Linked DNA regions of Homo sapiens: region 2 is linked to region 1. A link is an interaction called in ENCODE POLR2A ChIA-PET data of the cell type or tissue named here. Cell type or tissue: Panc1. All regions are shown on one strand. Each heading gives the region's core, and the rest is flanking DNA. Links, peaks and the distances in the headings are about the cores only.

Region 1 (6,299 bases), core at 723-5,722:
ATTGGCTAAGAAAGAGAAAGAGGACTCTCAAATAATTACAATCAGAAATAAAGTAGAAACACTACCCTGATTTTACAGAAATAAAAGGATTTTACAAGGAAGTCCTGCAAACAAATACCAACTAACTGGAGAATGTATAAATAATGAATATATTCTTTTAAATATGACTTACCATGACAAAATTAGGAAGAAATGAAAATTCTGAATAGACATACTACTGATAAGGAGAGTCAATAAGCCATCAAAAACTTCCCAAGAAAGAAAAGCCCTGCAACAGATGGCTGTACTGGTTTAATTCTACTAACCATTTAAAGGAGAATTAACACAAATTCTCAAAATCTTGCAAAAAGTAAAAAAAGAGGGAAATTACCTAATTTATTTTATAAGACCAGCATTCTCCTGAAACCAAAAATAGACAGACACTAAAATAATAGAAAATTAAAAACCAATATTCCTTATGAATATTAATACAAAAATTATTAACAAAATACTAGTAAACTGATTTCAGCATAATATCAAAGGAATGTACACCATGAGCAATTGGGATTTTTTTTCCTGGAATACAAGCTTAGTTCAACATATGAAAATCAATTAATTTTCATTTCCATTAACAGAATAAAGAAAAAAATCACAAGGTCATGTCAATTCTACAGAAAAAGCAATTGACAAAATTCAATTCCATTTTATGATTTAAAAAAACATAAAATAGAACTATAAATAAAAGAAACTTCCTCAACATAATAGAAGCCATATGTTAAAACCCCACAACTAATATCACTAAAATGGTGAAAGACTAAATGCATTTACTGTAAGACCAGGAACAAAAGAGGATGCCTACTTTTGAACTTTTATTCAACATAATACTGGAAATCCTAGCCAGAGTAATAAGGCAAGAAAAAGAAATTAAAAGCATCCAAATTGGGAAGGAAGTAATACAATTATCTCTGTTCACAGATGACATGATCTTATACATAGAAAGCCATAGGGAGTACACAAATACAGACACACCCCCACATACAAACACACACAAACTTTTAGAACTAATAAAGTAATTCAGCAAAGTTACAAGATAATGAATAATTGCAAAAGAAAATAAAGCAATTCCGTTCTTAATACCATAAAAATGATAAAATATTTAGGAATAAATCTAACAAAAAATGTGTGCACTGACAATGACAAAATATTGTGGAAATAAATTAAAGACATAAATAAATGCAAACTATTATAAGTTAACACTGCAAAACACACACACACACACACAATCCAATCTTTTAAATAGGCAAAGAACTGGAATAGACATCTCTCCAAAAAAGATAAAAAATTAAAATTAAAAAAAAAGAAGACAATGACTAGTGTTGGTGAGGATGTGGAGAAATTAGAACTCTTGTGCCCTGTTAGTGGAGCAGTGAAATGGTATAGCCATTGTGGAGAACAGTATGGAGGCCTCTAAAAAAATTAAACATGGCAGGGCGTGGTGGCTCATGCCTGTAATCCTAGCATTTTGGGTGGCCAAGGCAGGTGGATCACCTGCAGTCAGGAGTTCAAGATCAGCCTGGCCAACATGATAAAACCCTATCTCTACTAAAAGTACAAAAAATTAGCTGGGCATGGTGGAGGGCACCTGTAATCCCAGCTAATCAGGAGGCTGAGGCAGAAGAATCCCTTGAATCCAGGAGGCGGAGGGTGCAGTGAGCCAAGATCGCACCATTGCACTCCAGCCTGGTGAAGAAGAGCGAAACTCCATCTCAAAAAAAAAAATAAATAAATAAACATAAAATTACCATATGATCTAGCAATTCCGCTTCTGGATATATACTTAAAAGCACTGAAAGTGGGGTGTTACACCCATATTCACAGCCACCTTACTCATGATAGCCAAAAGGTAGAATCACTCCAAACATGCAGCAACAGAGGAACTGATAAAATGCAGTATACACATTAAATAAAATATTAATTATCATTACAAAATAAGTTAAAATTTGATACATCTTACAGCCTGGATGAACCTTGAAACATTATGTTTACCAAAGTTAGCCAGGCACAGAAAGACAAATATTGCATGATTCCACTTATATAAAGTACCTAGAACAGTAAAATTCATAGAGATAGAAAGTTGAATAACCAGAGACTCAGGAGAGGGAAAATGGGAAAGTACCCATTAAACAATGGGTACAAAGTTTTACTTTTGCAAGACGAAAAGACTTCTGTATTTCAATAGTACCATTGGTTGCACAACAATATGAATATACGTAGTGTTATTTAAATGCACACATTAGAGTTGTTAAAAGGATAAATATTATTGTATATATTTTTTAACTACAAAAAATAAAATCAAAATGAGAACAACTAGTAATTGAGCTGTTTTTCAGAATAGAAAAATGAAGAAGAGACACAACAAATGCTGGGAATTTATGATGAAAATCTGACCAAAATCACAAAAAGTGATATTACTACCAAAATATATAATTATCTTCAAAATGCTAGTTTTGCTTGGATTTTCAGTGTGTGAGGCTTAGATTTTCTGAGATATGAGGTAGGGCAATGTGCATTTTTCAATTTTAGGCACCAAATTGTTTATAGTATCAATAAAATATATATAAATATATAAATTATAAATACATAAATAAAATATATATAAATTATGTTCTAACTCATTAGAATTTTTTTTACTTTTTAATTTCTTCAAGTAGTACTAGAATAATTTATTCTGGTTTTAAGACTACATAATTTTTCACAGCTTAGGAATACAGATCTCACTGTGTAACAGCTTTGTATCTGGATGCACCATAGTTTTGTATGCCACATGTGATCTTTTCACATAATTTCTTAGACTGCATCATAATATACTACTGATTATGGAAAATACACTTAAGGAAGGAAGACATGGTGGGAATAATAAAAGGGCATTTGTCTCACTGAGGCTTGTCCCTTTTAATATACTTTCTTTTCCTCCAGGACAGCACTGATTCTAGTTGCTTTTTAAAAGACCTTGTGTCTTTACTACAGTAATTTTGTCATTTACTTGAATAAGTCATTCCCTATGATTACCCCAAGGCCCTATCTTACAAAAGCTGTAATAAATTTAATCATTACATTTGTTAGAACTATTTACTATTTTATAGTATTTACTTGAGAAAGTGAGATGCTTCTCAGGGAAAACTGACTGACATGTGAGAGGTTAGAAACTATGATGTCTGACTTACAGAGTTTGCCTGTCTTTCCTGATAAAATTAACCAGACAGTTTTTATAATCTCCACTTTAAATGTTTATGCAAATACAGTTTATGCTGAGAATGCTAATTTCAAATTAAAACACACACACACACACACACACACACACACACACACACACACACACAAAGTATTCTGAGATTTTCCTGCATTTAAGAGACTTAAGCTGAATATTGATTATTAAGCATTGTGGTTGGCTCTACGTGCAATGTTTTTTAAAACATAAATAAAGTAAATTTAAGTACTACTGCCATTTGAATGCCATAAATAAAAAGGGCAATTTTCCTCTATCAGAATCTTTACTGTTCTAAGAAATATCTTTAAAATCGTTTAACCCAATACATTCTGTTTCTATGTGTCAACATGCACTATAGGAAAGCTGATTATTCTATAGAAAGTTTTTTTTTTCTCTCAAGTATTATAGTGGAACACTTTCTTTGTTTTCTCTCACTCTTAATCATAAATAACACATAAATGCTTGAAGAAAGACTATTAGAAATTTTAATTGAAATTCAGTCCACTTTTTAAGTATTCTTTGAAGGTGTGCAAATTGATTTGTAATGCCTAACTATAAGAATCAAATTATTTCCAAGAAATATATGCTTATTACCATAAACATACCTACCTAAACAAAATATTATGTAAAGGAAAAGGAATTATTCTGTAACTTTATTATAGTACACAACCACATAGATTAAAAACAAACCGTAATACAATTGAAATGTCATGACTAGTACGTTTCTAAACAGAGAGCTCCATATAATTTCAAAATATTCAATTCTAAAATCAGAAGAATGTAATACTATTATTTATTTATAGCTGTTACTTTGTTAGAAAGAATATGATCTACAGGTGTATGTGTCTTATTATAATAAATACATAATAATTTTCAATTATCTTTATAAACTAAATATCATGATGTAAGATAAAAATATTGTGTTTCTATGAAGGCTAAATGAAAATAAAATAATAATATTACTCATTTAAAGTTAATTTAATAATTTCATCTTTATTTTAGAGTTCATCCTTTCAATTTAGCCACATAGAATACAAATTGATAGAGAATACATCTAATTATCTTCCATAATCTTTCTATTTAAACTTAAGTGGAATGATCTTTCAAATCTGGATATGATGGAGGGGTATATCTAACTCTGTCATATAAAACAACTCTAAAAGATGCATAGTATATAGAAAATGACTGTTTTAAGGCATTGAAGGCAATTAATGTAGGGAACTCAGGATGGAGTATGATTCTTGAGAGAAAGAAACCATAACAAAACAAATTTTATATGCACATATACTGAGGGTATTTAAAAATATGTAGTGCTGGTTGAAAGAGTCCAAGCAAAAATTGTGTAGCTTTTGGAGACAGGTTGGAGTTCAGAGCTGGCACAGGGGCTGAGAAATTGAGGACAAAAGCACAGAGAAGAAGAAACCTCAGGTAAGTGAGGAAAAAAACAAATGCAATTTTTCTTGTGGTAATTGTAGACACATCCACTACTTTGACACTTGTAGAGGCTCTGAGAAACCAACAGAAAGTGCATCTGGAAGGCAAAGGCGCTAGGCAGAGATTTCAGCAGCCATGAGTTACTGGAGAGTCAGAAATTGGTAAACACTTGAGACCAGTGGAGAGTAAGTAAAGAAAGATCCGGATTCCAGGAATAAGAGCTACTTCCCGGAAGTAAGGAGAGCAATAAAATAAGCTAGTGCTAACAGAATCCAACTGATTTAAGTAATCCACACTGTATATGTCTGCAAGAAATAACTTGCCCCTCTTTGAAAGATTGCACAATCATGAACCTCTGCAACTCCTTTATGTAATGTTCAATCAGTAATTCAAAGTCATGATTAAAAATGAGCATTGGCTAAAACTAAGAAGGAAAAAATGTAAAAAATGACCCAGGCATGATTATGATATTAGAATTCTACAAAAAGTTTTGAAATAAGTATGGTTAATATGTTTATGGTTAATATGTTTAAATAAAGAAAAGGGTGGGGAATTTCAACAGATACCAATAATCTTTATCTACTAAACCAAATAAAAATTTTAGAACAAAAATGTCAATGCTGAAGTGTGTACTTAATATATTTAATAGATGGGTTTAATTGCTGAACAAACAGCAGAAGAAAGGATTGGTGTACTAGAATATAGGTTAATATAAAATATCCAGGTTAAAGAAGACTGTAGAAGACTGTAGAATAATAATTATTATACAGCAAAGACAGTAATAGATGAATGTTATATAACTGAAAGACCTAGCTGACATACTTTGTAGAACTAATAGAAAAGAAGTGAGAAAATGAGGTCGAAGAAATACTTGAAAAAATTCTAACCAAGAGTTTCTCAAAACTAATAAAAGATAGCTTAAAAAATCTTTACAACCATTAGTCAGATTTTTAAAAAGTAAATACCTAGGTGCATTGTAGGTTAAATTTTTGAAAACAAAATATAACAAAGAATATCTTAATAGAAGAAAGGTCCAATAAACTACAGTAAACTATTGTACAGTAAAGGAATTCTACAGTTGATTTTTCAATGAACAAAATGGTAAACAGCAAATTATATTAATAATTATTGAAATGGAGAAAATCCTTCAAACTAAAATTCTATTCTGATTGGAAATACCTTCTGCAAATAAAGGCAAAATTGTAAATTTATATAGAAAAGCTGAGAAAATTCATTGGCAGTTTTCTGTCACTAAAAATGGGAAAATAATATTTTAAGAAATTTACAATTCCCTTTAGAAAACAATAATTCTAGAAGGAAACACAGAAATTCAAGGAGAAATAAATAGTACCAGGAAGGGTAAATTATTACTGTCTTAAAAAATAATGATTTGCTATTTAACACAACAGCAACAATGACAATTTCATATAGGACTGAATATATAAGATGACAAAAATAGAAAAAACAACAACAAAGGGTTAATGACATTAAACAGTTTTAAAGTCATTCTATTTTCAAGCAATGAAATTATAATTTAAGGTAGAGTGAAATAAATAATAATATCTACAGTATTTTTTAAATAGAAAAAAGTATAAAAATGTAAAATTTTTAAAAAGTG
Region 2 (6,299 bases), core at 577-5,576, 1.1 Mb before region 1:
AAGGGGAAGCAGCCATTGTCTTCACATGGAAGAACAGCAGAGAAAGAGTAAAGGGGGAAGTGCAACACATTTTCAAACAACTAGATCTTGTGAGAACTCATTCACCATCACAAGAATAGCAAGGTAGAAATCTATCCCATGATACAATCACTTCCCACTAGGTCCCTTCCTCTACATTGGGGATTACAATTCAACATGAGCTTTAGGTGGGGACACAGAGCCAAACTATATCAGTGACCTAAGAAAAAATTTAAACTTTGTAAATTCCCAAATGCCTGTTTTGGATTTCCTGTAATATTTACAAAAGCTATATTTCACCCTGTAGTCTAGTGGTTATGATTTGGTTCTGTCAACACTTCAGCCTGGGTTTAATTCCTAGTCATAAGTTTCTTAAAAATGTAAATTCTTCAAACCTAAAGAAAGAACAGACATTTATATGAATTAGTTTAAATCATTTGTTATGAATCTATATTCTTGTGAATCAGGGACCCATTTGTTATTTATCATTTTCCCCTTCATGAACAGCTTTGAGTTTTCTTTTTTCTTTTCTTTCTTTCTTTCTTTCTTTTTTTCTTTCATCTCTCTCTCTCTCTCCCTTCCTTCCTCTCTCTCTCGCTCTCTTTTTTGTCTATTTTAATTTTCCATCTATGGGACACACAGGAAGGTCGGCCTTTGTGCATAGATCTTTAGCTGAGAAGCTGACAGCCTAGAGAATATTGCAGGACACAAATGTAAATCCTTCCCCATTTGTGGCTAACAAATTTTTCCTTTCTTTAAGCTATGAAAGGAAAATAAATATCTGGACCCCAAACTCACTAAGCTAAAGGAATAAGTCAAGCTGGTAACTGGGTCATGAAAACCTGTCTCCCATTTTGGTTTTTAAATAAGATGGCTAAGATGATGTAAAGCTACATGCCTGCTTCACATTTTGCCCACAAGGAATTTCCTTGTGGATCCCAAGATCTTTACACTATAGCATTTCTGTTAAAGTTCACCATAGCAATGTAAATTGATAGATTATATTCTCAGGTGCAGGGACATAAAACAGAACTCAAAGTCATCCCTCTGCCCACCTGAGATCAATGCATATCTGATTGTTTCCTCTGTACTATTGTGTCTGGAATTGGTGGGTTCTTGGTCTCGCTGACTTCAACAATGAAGCCGCAGACCCTCGCAGTGAGTGTTACAGTTCTTAAAGATGGTGTGTCCGGAGTTTGTTCCTTCTGATGTTCGGATGTGTCCAGAGTTTCTTCCTTCTGGTGGGTTCGTGGTCTTGCTGACTTCAGGAGTGAAGCTGCAGACCTTTGCAGTGAGTGTTACAGTTCATAATGGTGGCATGCCTGGAGTTGTTCATTCCTCCTGGTGGGTTTGTGGTCTTGCTGGCTGCAGGAGTGAAGCTGCAGACCTTCGTGGTGTTACAGATCACAAAGGCAGCATGGACACAAAGAGTGAGCAGCAGCGAGATTTATTGCAAAGAATTAAAAAACAAAGCTTCCACAGTGCAGAAGGGGACCCAAGCTGGTTGCCGCTGCTGGCTGGGGCAGCCTGCTTTTATTCCCTTATTTGACTCCACCCACATCCTGCTGATTAGCCCATTTTACAGAAAGCTGATTGGCCCGTTTTACAGAGGGCTGATTGGTGCGTTTACAAACCTTGACCTAGACACAGAGTGCTGATTGGTGGATTTACAATCCTTTAGCTAGACATAAAAGTTTCCAAGTCCCCACTACATTAGCTAGACACAGAGCACTGATTGATGCATTTACAAACCTTGAGCTAGACACAGAGTGCTGATTGGTGCATTTACAATCCTTTTGCTAGACATAAAAGTTCCCCAAGTCCCCACTTGACTCAGGAGCCCAGCTGGCTTTGCCTAGTGGATCCTGTGCCAGGGCCATGGGCAGAGCTGCCCACCAGTCCCGTGCCACCCACCTGCACTCCTTAGCCCTTGGGCTGTTGATGGGACTGGGTGCTGCGGAGCAGGGGGCTGAGCCCGTTGGGGAGGCTTAGGCCACTGGGGAGCCCACCAGTAGGGGGGCTTGGGCATGGCAGGCTGAGGGTCCCGAGCCCTGCCCTGTGGGGAGGTGGCTGAGGCGCGGCAAGAATTCAAGTGTGGCACGGGTGGGCCAGTAGTGCTGGGGGACCTGGCGCATCCTCCACAGCTGATGGCCCAGGTGCTAAGCCCCTCACTGCCGGGGGCCGACAGCGCCGGCTGGCCGTCCACTTCAAAAGCAGGGCCTACCAAGCCTGTGCCCACCCGGAACTCGTGCTGTCCGATGAGCTCCACGTGCAGCCCCAGTTCCCACCCGCACCTTGCCCTCCACACCTCCCCGCAAGTAGAGGGAGCTGGCCCCAGCCTTGGCCAGCCCAGAGAGGGGCTCCCACAGTGCAGTGGCAGGCTGAAGGGCTCCTCAAGCACGCCGAGGCTGAGGAGGCACCAAGAGTGAGTGAGGGCTGCTAGCACGTTGTTGCCTCTCACTATTGTCTATGTTATCTTATATAAAAATGTAGATTCACTCATCCAGACAAAGACATGAATGACTATTTTCCCTGACTCCCTTCTCACATGAAAATTGTGTAGTTCTCAATATCCTGCCCTTTCCCCTTTAAATATTGAAGCCCTCAAAATCATCTTTGGAGAAAGACAGAGACCTGTCTCCTGGGTGTGTTTTTAGCTATGGCAAATACATCTCCTAAAATGACTGAGACTTGCTTTCATCATTTTCCTTGATTGACAAAGCTATAGAGGCACTGTGAAAACAGCAATGTGCCTCTAAGAACAGTTTAAAGCCCATCTATCTATCTCAGGATGCTTGCAGATATTGTAAGAAATTGAGACATTGAAAACAAGACTGTCTGCTCATTAAACAATAAAAAAGAGAAAGAAAAATTAAAATAGTAATTAATTAACCTAAACCTCTGTTAAACAAATATCCACCCACAACCCTCCAATGACCCTCGCCCCAATGCAACTTCTTCTTGGTACAAATTTCTACAAGGAAAAGACAAGAACAAGAATGTTTGCTTTTTGCCTGGATAAGGCTTGATAAAAAAAATTTTTAAGAGCTCTGGGGTCAGAAGTTAGCTTAATTAAAAGTTGATATTCAGGCTATTTTTTTAAGGTCTTTCTACTTTTTCTCTTTTGGGTTCTGTTTCTGGGAGTTTTTATCAGTTCACAGAAACCTCTTTTAATTATATAGTTCAGTCCTTCTGTTACCTTGCTTTCTTATTGGCATGATTTTTGCTGAGAAAAATGTGAAGTTTTATTGGCCTTTTAGAAAGCTTAAAATCTTCGAAAAATTGGCTCCTCTAAGGTTCTTTCCTCTACTTCCTTTCACTTATTTCTCCTTCCTTTTCATCAGCTTCAATTTCTTACGGCGAGATCTAGAGGAGACTTCTAGTGACTCTGAGACCCCTTTAGGAACCAAAAAAAAAAAAAAGGCACCACAGTCACCATTTTGGGGATCTCCCTGTCTTTCTCATAGCTCCCCAAGAGTCATGAGCAGATTCCTCTCAAGTCTCAAGCTCCATTGTTTGTTGTTGTTTGTTTTTGCACTGAGTTTCCTGATTTATTTGGATTTTGAGGAATACGGGGAGTTACTTTGTACTGTGAGGAAGTGCTTGACATTTGAGTGTACAAGGACTGGTGAGTCACTGGAAAGGAATGAAGTTTTAAAGGTGGCTGGCAGAAGTTGCAGTGCATGGTTATTACTTGAAGGAGGCTACTGGTTTCTTTGTGCATTTACGTAAGAAAAGTGTGGTTTGGATACTTAGAGGCTGTGGGAACACTTGGCATGGAGGAATAGACTCTTCTGGGGGGAGAGCTGATCACAGAGTCGACTGATTGGCATTGGGTTGTAGCTGCCAAATGGGTTTATTTTGCCTGCTGCTGAGATAGAGCCAATTTATCAAGACAGAAGAATTGCAATAGAGAGTTTAATTCACACAGAGCTGGCTGAAGGGGAAACCAGAGCTTTATTACTCAATTCAGTCTCCTGGGAAGTTTGAAGACTGGGGTTTTTAAAGGATAATTTGGTGGCTCGGGGGGCGAGGGAGTGGGGAGTGCTGATTGGTCAGGTCGGGGATCAAGTCACAGGGAGTCAAAGCTGTCCGCCTTCACTGAGTTGGTCCTGAATAGGCACCACAAGACCAGATAGCCAGTTTACTGGTCTAGGTGGCACTAGCTGGTGCTTCAAAATGCAGGGTCTGAAAAATATCACGAACACTAATCTTAGGTTTTACAATAGTGATGTTATCTTTGGGAGCTATTGGGGAGCTTTGGAATCTTGCTGCCTCTGGCTGCATAACTTCTAGACTAGGGGACCTCAACTTCTGTGCTGCCGACCGGTACTAGCCTGTGGCCTGTTAGAAATACAAAAATTAGAAGCCAGTCACGGTGGCTCACACCTGTAATCCCAGCACGTTTGGAGGCCAAGGTGGACGGATCATGAGGTCAGGAATTCGAGACCAGCCTGACCAACATGGTGAAACCGCGTCTCTACCAAAAATACATTAGCTGGGTGTAGTGGCACATGCCTGTAATCTGTAATCCCAGCTACTCATGAGGCTGAGGCAGGAGAATCGCTTGAACCCGGGAGGCAGAGGTTGCAGTGAGCCGAGATCGCACCATTGCACTCCAACCTGGGTGACAGAGCAAGACTCTGTCTCAAAAAAAGAAAAAAAAGAAATACAAAAAGTAGAAACCAGGCTGCACAGCAGGAGGTGAGTGGTGGGCAAGTGAGCATTACCACCTGAGCTCCTGTATTCCTGTCAGATCAGCCTTGGCATTAGATTCTCAAAGGAGAATGAACCCTATTGTGAACTGCACATGAGAGGGATCTAGGTTGTGGGCTCCTTATGAAAATCTAACCAATACCTGATGATTTGAAGTGGAACAGTTTCATCCTGAAGCCATCTTCCCCGACCCCCAAGCCGTGTAAAAATTGTCTTTCACAAAACTGGTCCCTGGTGCCAAAAATATTGGGGACCACTGTCCTAGACCATAATTTCTAATCTCGTGGCTAGTGTGTTAGTCTTACAAAGGGAGTCTGGTCCTCAGGTTAGATGGGGTTTGTTTCGGAAAGAGCTGTTATCTTTGTTTTAAAGTAAAATTATAACCTAAGTTCCTTCCAAAGTTAGTTCAGCCTATGCCTAGGAATGAAAAAGGGCAGCTTGGAGGTTAGAAGCAAGATGTCAGTTAAGTCAGATTTCTGTCACTGTCCTAATTTTCTCACTGTTATAAGTTTTGCAAAGCCAGGGGCACCTACCAACCTCGAAGGAATGTCCTTACAGTGAGGTGCACTTTGGGTTCAGTGTAAAAATGAGATCCTGGATTTTTGTGGATGTAGTTTCTCTGCCTTCCAGCTGTACATGTTTTCACATATTTGGCCTTGGAAACTTCAATGCATTGTCAGTCCTATTCATTAGTAGGCTCTTCCTAGACCTAAGAGGCCCAGTTGAAAAACAGAATAGACTGGCAGCTATCTATATAACTAAAATTGGTCTCTTTACAAAAGCTTGTGGCAAATTTCTATGTTTTTGTGTTACTTTGGCATCCATTTATTGGAGAGATGAGGTGTTCACACAGAGAGGATTAGCATCACAAGTGTTTTAAGCAGATACTTCCAAAACATGAGCTCTCTCCAATAGCAACAGTAGGTGGCTACAAAATTATTACAATAGTACCATATGTACTGGAGTAAATTTTATGCAGTTATAATTTAATACACATCTTTACATTTGCTTACATTTATCTCAACTGTGAATGGCATTGTGGATGGTCTGTGCTTATGTGCATAATTTTTGACAAATTTTAGCTTTTTATAATAAACTAGTGTACACCTTATTGTAGTAAATTATAAAATGAACTAGTACTTACATATATTTTATGCATTCATGACATACCTTTTTATTATTTTCAATATTTTTAGGTTACATGGTTCATCTAAGGGTTTTTTTTTTCAAATTATTGCAATGCTCCAAAAAATTTTTGATATATTTATTGAAAAAAAATCCACGAATAGCTGGACCTACTTAGTTCAAACCATGTTATTCAAAGGTCAATTGTAATTGGAGATACTGAGGGTTTTTTAACCAATGCTTTAATTGGAGTGTCATATTTTCAAATATGACTACTTGAGGGATTGAGGTTGACTTTCATGGATCCAATAAAAACCTCCTCGAGGGGGGCCAGACCAGTGGCTCATGCCTCTAATTCCAGCACTTTGAGAGGCCAAGGCAGGTGAATCTCTTGAGCCCAGGAGTTCAAGATCAGCCTGAGCAACAATGGCAAAATCTCT

What was found. ChIA-PET counts read pairs that join two places held together with the same protein. Peaks named below come from ENCODE experiments on the same cell type or tissue, not always from the same donor. Only the 100,000 strongest peaks of a DNase experiment are listed, where the experiment ranks them.
Region 2: POLR2A ChIA-PET joins it to region 1 with 11 read pairs; 1 of 35 experiments calls an interaction of 5 or more read pairs at or near these places.

The regions. Positions count from the first base shown.
Region 1 is chr5:19,601,219-19,607,517 of GRCh38, forward strand. The region is part of intron 6 of CDH18 (cadherin 18); the gene reads right to left. Among named protein-coding and RNA genes, the nearest start is that of CDH18, 380 kb to the right of the region's middle. In Panc1, for the core only: no CTCF peak of the experiment used is centred there; no DNase peak of the experiment used is centred there; H3K27ac peaks cover 1,324 bases.
Region 2 is chr5:18,549,761-18,556,059 of GRCh38, forward strand. No RefSeq gene overlaps it. Among named protein-coding and RNA genes, the nearest start is that of LINC02100, 190 kb to the right of the region's middle. In Panc1, for the core only: no CTCF peak of the experiment used is centred there; a DNase peak (open chromatin) is centred at 3,661.